Linked DNA regions of Homo sapiens: region 1 is linked to region 2. Evidence: read pairs that join two places in POLR2A ChIA-PET (ENCODE). Cell type or tissue: Panc1. All regions are shown on one strand.

What was found. ChIA-PET counts read pairs that join two places held together with the same protein. Peaks named below come from ENCODE experiments on the same cell type or tissue, not always from the same donor. Only the 100,000 strongest peaks of a DNase experiment are listed, where the experiment ranks them.
Region 1: POLR2A ChIA-PET joins it to region 2 with 10 read pairs; 5 of 35 experiments call an interaction of 5 or more read pairs at or near these places.

What each region holds. Positions count from the first base shown.
Region 1 is chr2:36,552,501-36,556,500 of GRCh38, forward strand. It overlaps FEZ2 (fasciculation and elongation protein zeta 2), which reads right to left. Exons shown (of 8, transcript NM_005102.3): 7 at 3,183-3,248; 8 at 1-679. The coding sequence ends at 663. Among named protein-coding and RNA genes, the nearest start is that of FEZ2, 44 kb to the right of the region's middle. In Panc1, no CTCF peak of the experiment used is centred here; no DNase peak of the experiment used is centred here; H3K27ac peaks cover 4,000 bases.
Region 2 is chr2:36,626,792-36,630,791 of GRCh38, forward strand. No RefSeq gene overlaps it. Among named protein-coding and RNA genes, the nearest start is that of FEZ2, 31 kb to the left of the region's middle. In Panc1, no CTCF peak of the experiment used is centred here; no DNase peak of the experiment used is centred here.

The DNA of each region.
Region 1 (4,000 bases), 74 kb before region 2:
TTGAAAATCAAAACTTAAATACAAGATTCTAAAAGTGAATGGCAATTTAATGGTTAAAATTTGACCAGTGGTGAAACAAGCAGCAAGCTACAAAATCCATCACCACCAACAGTTTCAATGTTAGCACTAAGTATTAAACCAAAGTAATGCATATTCTGGTTTTGCTTCTTCAAGAACAGCCCGTTTATTCTGTTTCAATCTCTCTGAACAATACTGGTAGGTAATAGTTACACTGACAATTCTCACAAAAAAACAGTGTTGGTTCTTGCCATCACTGAATTTATAGTATAAATCTCCCAAGGCTTTAATCTAGTTCATCAGTGCAGTTTAGATAAGAAAGCCATAAAAACAAATGGGCATACTGTCAGTTAATGAGAAATACAACTGCACATGCACAATTAATATTACTCTCTCTTAATCTACTAAGAGAACAGTTTATTAGTAGATTTAACAAAAACCATCTCTAGAATTCAAAATAGTGCCCATATTTCCGTTGGTTCTATAATATAAAGAATTAGTGTAGTCAAGATCTGTTAATACTGAATCAAACCCAAGTTCAAATGTGCTGAGTTTCCAATAGCAAGAAGGGTAATGGTAGCCAGCTCTCAGAATAATGCTGTCGGAAATCTAGCTTGGAGCCCACCGCAGATAAAGTTGCTGCTCTATGTAGGACACAGAACTAGAAGAAAAAGAGAACTTTTAGCTACAAATGTATATTTTGTATACATTTACACAAAACATACATTTTACATGTACATTTAAAAACCATTAAGTAATGAGAACTAAATGTTAATGCAAAGATCTATGTAGCAATTTTTTAAAGGTTTTAAGAGGCTATACCCAACAAGGATGAGTTCTCTCAACACACATTAGAATTTCCCAGAAATGAGATACCAAAAGGCCATGTCTCTTAGGGTGCCACTTGGAGATAGAAGCCCCTAACATTCGCCCTATACCATGAGGCTTGTGACACAACAAACAGGATCCCTAGGGAAGTCAAAGAAGGGTGCAAGTTTCTGCACACATTTTTATTCCTAACTAGCAGCACGGCAGCAGCCACGCGTACATTACTTCAGAATCAGCCTTGGGTACTACTGTCAAGGCAGCAGTGGCGGCAGGCTGCAGTGGGGTCATTAGGCAGGTGCGAGAAAGAGAAGCTCAATTAGCCCATACAGTGCCCACCCTACTCCCTTTTCTCAGGCCAAATGAGACCACTTTTCTACCTTCTTTCACTTCTGACATTTGCATTAAAACTAAGTGGTGTATTTAGGCAGCCAAGCCACACTCTCATCTGTGTTAAAACAACAACAAACCACCCAAAAAAGGGGAAGGAGTATTCTCCCCTTGAGCAATATCCCCCTCCCGGGCAAAGTGTCGTATTATTGGTCCCCAAGGAAGAGGAACAGTTAACCAGCTGTGAACTTTCAGGATGGGTGGAAAAGAGCATTTTCAATGACCCGACTTCCCCACCTTCCCACACACATTTGGGTAAATACATCTCCACATTGCACTCCCGTCTTCATTTTCTCTGACTACAGTCTCCACTGTAGTCTAAATCCTTGCTGCTTTTCCACCCAGTCCTCACAATACAAAGCCAAGACAAAACCACAACACATGCACACAGACAGCTCATCAGAAGCAGGTACAGTATAGATAGAACTGGGCTTACAGACAGGAGCCAGCGGCCCGAGCATGAGGAGCAGAATTAGATGGGTGCTGCTTCCCTAAGGCATGCGGTATAGGTAGGTTCACAATTATAGTCCTAGGTTTTCAGAGTAAAGAATTAAAAATCATTTTTCCCCAGAGGACTCTGTTCTTTGGGTCATAACATCCTTCCATGCAGTTAAATGCTAAAATAGCTAGAGAATGCTTCAGAAGCTCATTCTATCTCTGGCCCTCATAGAGGCCTAGGAACCCGATATAATTAAAATTTAAGACATGTTCTTTATGTTCGTCTCATTCCTGTTTCACATCTAGAAGAACGAACCTCAGAACAATCCAGCTTTCATACCAATGCTAGCACAACACAAAAGCAAACAAAGATGTCAGGTATTAAAAAAAAAATTTTTCAGAATTTTATAGGGAGAAAAAGTCCTCCATCAGAAAAAAAGCTTATTTTTTAAAATGATGTCAACTCAGTCTGTTCTACTCCAGTGTCAACCCACTAGTGTCTAGCTCATGCTTCTTACTCTCACCGCATCAAGACTCTTACAAGTGAAATGTGTGATTCACTTTGAGCACCCTGTGTATACTACTGAGGTTCCCCTTTCATGACACTATGGTTTAAGAAAAGACCATCAGAGGTTTCTAATGTCTCAGAAATCTTCATCTTCCTTGTGCTCAGCTAACTTTAATGGAGAAGAGAGAGAACCCAGAGAAGAAGACTGTTACTAGAAGAGGATTGCTCTCAAAATTTGATCAAACACTACAAAGATGCATTTTGTGATGCTTTCAAAATCTGGTCCCTGAATACCTGCTACTTTAAAAAAATATTTCATCGTAAAGTATTAATTTTGCCTCTAATTAAGTTCTTCCGTCCCTTCTTTATCATCCAAACTTTGCTCTTTTCTCGGCAAAGCAACTCAACCTCTCACTCTTCTTTTGCCTCATCAATATTCCCACCCTGTGTGAGCCTCACCTTGCCTCTAAGATTTGTGGCTGCTTTTTCACTTTCCTGGGTTTATGCAAGTCCATTCTTTTTATTTCCCCGCTTCCCTCCCTGTGTCTTACATCAGTCCCTTTCGTATTCCCTTTGGCACTGTTCACAGATGTGACTCTTCCTTCCTTCATCCGTCCTCACTAATGATCTGTCCTCCTTTCCACTGTCCTCAAGATGACAGAGACCACCCTTCTCAAATTTCCCAGTGCCAATCTGCCAACATCTGATACCCACATGATTATGGTGCCATCTCACTAATTTTCTTCTACTACCTCTCTTGATGTTTATAGTTTAACTGTGGAGATTATTTCCAACCCAGAACCTCCAATAAAACTTAAATTATATAAAACCATGATATATAATGTTGGTAGAAGTCAGTCATGTAGCTAATCCTCACCCTGCATAATAAGATTAATGAAAGTTGTGCATTGGGAAGTTACTGTCTAATGTATTAGCAAGGCGATGTATTTACTGACTAATCCAAACCTCCCAGCCATCGCACCTATACCATTATAAAACTCACCTTTCAGAATATAATCAGTTAACAAGCTCGGAACTTTTTCACTGTCCTCCTTCATGGCACGAAGAACTGCAAAATAGAAGAGGGGAAAAAAGACAACAATTAAAAATTTAGATCAAAAATATTATTTAATTTCAATCATTGTGGCCTTAATCTTCCTTAATTATAGGATATAACTGACTCATACAAATTATAGGTGATTTTCCTGATAAGGGGATACAACAATAAAGGCCCAATAATTTATTTTAGTGGAGTAAGTCCACAAGAATTTATTTTCGGTAAGAATATCCCACTTACCTGAGAGTTGCTTCCCTGATTTAAAATTTCCAAACAGTGGAGACAAAAAAAGAGGAACTGGGTTATTTACAAGGAGCCTTCGCTCTGTAATAATACCGGAAAGTGGGTTACTATAATGTGCACCTCAATGAACTCTGTGCAGCAAGAAAACCTCAGTGCTGCAGATCAAGCAAACTAGAGAAACTCTTAAAGAAATGGACAGCTATACCCTCCAACAAGCGTATCCTGTCAGACTCCTTAGAAACTTTCAAAGAAAAGACCCAAATGAAGAACAGACTTCCATGAAGCAGCATCGGGCATCTGCCTGGCTGTTGCCTCCTCTGCACTAGGGAGAAACCTGGGAGAATTAGCCTCATTCTAATTTGACAAATTTATCTTCTAAGTAAAAACTAAAATAGAAAAAGCAGCCACCTAGTATAACGTTTTTCTTTTTTAAGCTAGACCATTCAGGTTGAGATAAACTCACAAATATTATACTTTAACAGAGATTGCCAACTCAAATTTTCTCCAAAGCATCCTGGTAA
Region 2 (4,000 bases):
CTTTGCTGAATTTTTTTTTAATATACAGAACATCAGAGTAGACTTTTGAAAAGCCTCTTGAGCTCAGCCAAGGATTTATCTGTACCCGCAAATATCTGTGTGGGTTGGGTGAATTCCCCTCTTCTCAACATTCCAAAATAACTTGGGGTTCCTGGGCTGTCAGAAAATGACATTCTTTACTTACCACAGGCTAGGAACCCTTTTCAGGACCAGACATGAGGCCAGTTCTTCCAAGGGCCTTTTATCAGCTCTATAAGTCAACATTCATTCCTAAAAGTAGTCTGAAAACATGTCATTCTAGTCAAAGCCTTGGTAAAATAACCAGCGTCTCGAATTGTGTCCTGTTAACAAAACAGATTTTTACTGTACTTACGTAAATAACCATATTGCCATAAGTTAAGAATACTCACAATACTCCAAATTCTAGAGAAATTAGGCAGAGAGAAAGAAATATGTTTTACATTTTGCTCAATTGTTAGAAGCTATAAATAACTCAAAAGAAAAGAAGTTTTCTTGACTCTGAAAAGCAAAACAAAAAAATCAGCAAAGTTTTAAGCAAAAAGTCATTAAAAGATTATTTCAGTATTCTGTTCATTCAGTCCATGTGAATGGACTGTTCTACTTGATACTGGATCAGCAATCCTTATGGAAACATCAGCTTTCCATGAGAGTACTGGAAGTTTTTTTCTCTATTCCAATAGTACAATTTCTAAAGTTATCAGGAACCTGCATTCAAGAGCACGCAACAAAGTCCTATAGCTGATTATAAAACCACCTTTTGAGAAGGATCAAAGTAAAACAACAATTGTGGACGACAAGCATCTTAGAACAATCGTGGTTAAAAATACAACTGACAAGCAAATTTCTTTATTTTTGTGGCATACAATGATTTAACATAATCATAATTATTGTTGATAAAATACACAAAGTCATATTAGACTTACAGGAGTCTCACTACAATTCTGGAACACACACAAATAACACATTCATACAAATATAACCCAAAGAAAGTCAAACACTATTTCATACTTAACAATGCTTTTTGTGTGATTTTCACATACCAAATAAGGCAAATGTGCCTTTTGGACTTCAGGGAGCCTAATACCTAAAAGGTTAATGAGGCCAAAAGGGTTGAATTTAGAACCTGAGATTTTGATTTTGGAAGGTTTGTCAAATACCAAAGGTTTAAAACACTTTATATCGCAAAATAGAATCACAGGTTATTTAGCTGAAGTGATAACTCAAAAATTTCAAAGAGGCAAAAAACCTTTACTCTTTGATAGAGGAGACAGCTTTCCAAACAACAAGACTCAATAAAGACAGCATGAGGTCAACTGAACCTGAACCTCTCTCTTCTCTTTCCCCTCTTTTCTCTCCTTTTTACCTGCAGTGTACTCAAAAGGCAAAAAAATAAAAAATAAAAAATAAAAATCTTTCATCATCTCAATATTACATAAAAATTGTGTTCAAAAGAGAAAACCAAATTTTACCTTTGCATTCATGTATTATTAGTGTTAAGCACCACCGCCCCCCATCTTTTTTTTTTTTTTTTTTGAGACAGCATCTCACTCTGTGACCCAGGCTGGAGTGCAGTGGCATGATCACAGCTCACTGGAACCTCTAACTCCTGAGCTTAAGCGATCCTCTCATCTCGGTCTCCCAAGCAGCTGAGATTACAGGTGAACACCACCAAGGCCTGGTAAGTTTTTACATTTTTTTGTAGCAACAAGATCTCCTTATGTTGCCCAGGCCGGTCCAATTTTTGATAAAACCTTATAAACAAATCTATTCAATCTTAATCAGTTTGACCATTTGGACATAAGGTAAGATTTCCATAAACCTCTATAACTCTTTACAATTTTCTATTAAAGAGCAGATCAATGTTCCAAGGAAATCCTGTTATTCTGACACACGGGCCCAGATTCTGACCCTATATTAGTGTGCTTTTTATCTTAATGTTTAATTTAAAGAAAAACTAAATAGCTCCCTTTACATTTTGGCCAACTTGCTTACATCCACAGAACTTCTTTTACAAGATGAGTCTTTCACAAATCTTCTACAACTTGCTTAAATCTTTGGTTTTGTCCTATCCTTCTTTTAACTTAAGATAATCCTTAAAAACCTCTACATTAGACAAAATTACTTCACCTTTAACAAAAACCGTATTCCCATTCCTTTTTATAATCTTTTACCAAAAACACTTTTTACTTTCCTTATATACTTTGCATGTAAAACTGTTTCTCTGATAGTCTCTGTAAAACCAAAAAATGTTCTAAGGCCCCCAACCATCTGAATGGACCCTTCCTCTCTGCCAAGGTCATTTCAAAGTCAGCCTGAAAAACTAGTTTGAGGCCATGATGGACAGGGGGAGCTGGAACATGCCTCATTATGCCATCCTCTCTTTTGGACTTACTTATAGAATAGACTCTTTAAGTTTGATAAGAATCATTTACAGGCCGGGCGCGGTGGCTCACGCCTGTAATCCCAGCACTTTGGGAGGCCAAGGTGGGCGGATCACAAGGTCAGGAGATCGAGACCATCCTGGCTAACACCGTGAAACCCTGCCTCTACTATAAATACAAAAAATTAGCCAGGCGTGGTGGCGGGCGCCTGTAGTCCCAGCTACTCGGGAGGCTGGGGCGGGAGAATGGCATGAACCCGGGAGGCGCAGCTTGCAGTGAGCCAAGATCAGGCCACTGCACTCCAACCTGGGCGACACAGCAAGACTCCATCTTAAAAAAAAAAAAAAAGAACCATTTACAATCTATTCTCTCTGAAGACTGCTACCTGGAGGCTTCATCTGTGTGATAAAACCTTGGTCTCCACAACTCTTTATCATAACCCAGACATTCCTTTCTATTGATAATAATTCTTTCAACCAATTGCCAATCAGAAAATTTTAATCTGCCTATGATTTGGAAGCCCCCACTTCCAGTTGTCCCACCTTTCTTGACTGAACCAATGTACATCTTACATGTATTGACTGGTGTCTCATGTCTCGCTAAAATGTATAAAAACCAAGCTGTACCCTGACCACCTTGGGCACATGTTCTCAGGATCTCCTGAGGGCTATGTCACAGGCCATTGGTCACTCATATGTGGCTCCAGATAAATCTCTCCAAATATTTTACAGAGTTTGACTCTTTTTGTGAACTTCTCCATTACATATGTTACAATGTTAACTCTTAGCAACATTTATTTTTAGTGAAAAACCTTGTAAGTAAGCAATTTTAACCATGTGTCAGATGCAGAGCCCAGGACAAGGATAGAGCTGCCAACAACGTCTGACTCTTCCTAGCACAGTGGGGGGACATGGCTAACTCCACATGCCCCAGGCCTTACCTAAAATCTAATGGCTGGAAAACAGACAAGTCCAACAATTATCAAAATATGTCACAGAAGTAGTTTATGACCTTAAAACATCTAGCAAAGACAGTATCCGAACTGCCTAATTCAGACCAAGTGTCTAAATTCTGAAGACATTTTTATTATATTTTACCAATTATCTTAAAAAATTGTCTTTATTTACCAAAGATTATTAAAATTATATGAACTAAAAGGCATTCAAATTTCCATTTTTCTGACAAAATATTTGGTTTAAGCACTTATCTTTTTAAGCCAATTAATTAGAGCTCCTTTATATATTTTGGTAGTGAAACATCACACACATGACATATATAAATACACAGACAGACAGAAGCAGATTTGGTAGAGTTATAAGATTCTTCATTTGCCAGTTTTTAGGTTTTTCTTTCCCACTTTAGACCACCAGTCTTTTGATTACCTATTTACTTGTTGCCCTAAACAATTGTTGGCTAGGCAGCTCTAAATTTGCATTTCTAAAGGGACAAGTCTTAGGTAAAACAAGATAGAGGATTCATATTTTACTCAAACCAAAGAAGCATGGTATGAGTAAAAGTTCAATTAGGATGGCTAGGAGAAGCAGACACCCTTATACAGGGAGATTTCCTTAAAGATGTAAGTTTCTTAACTGGATTAC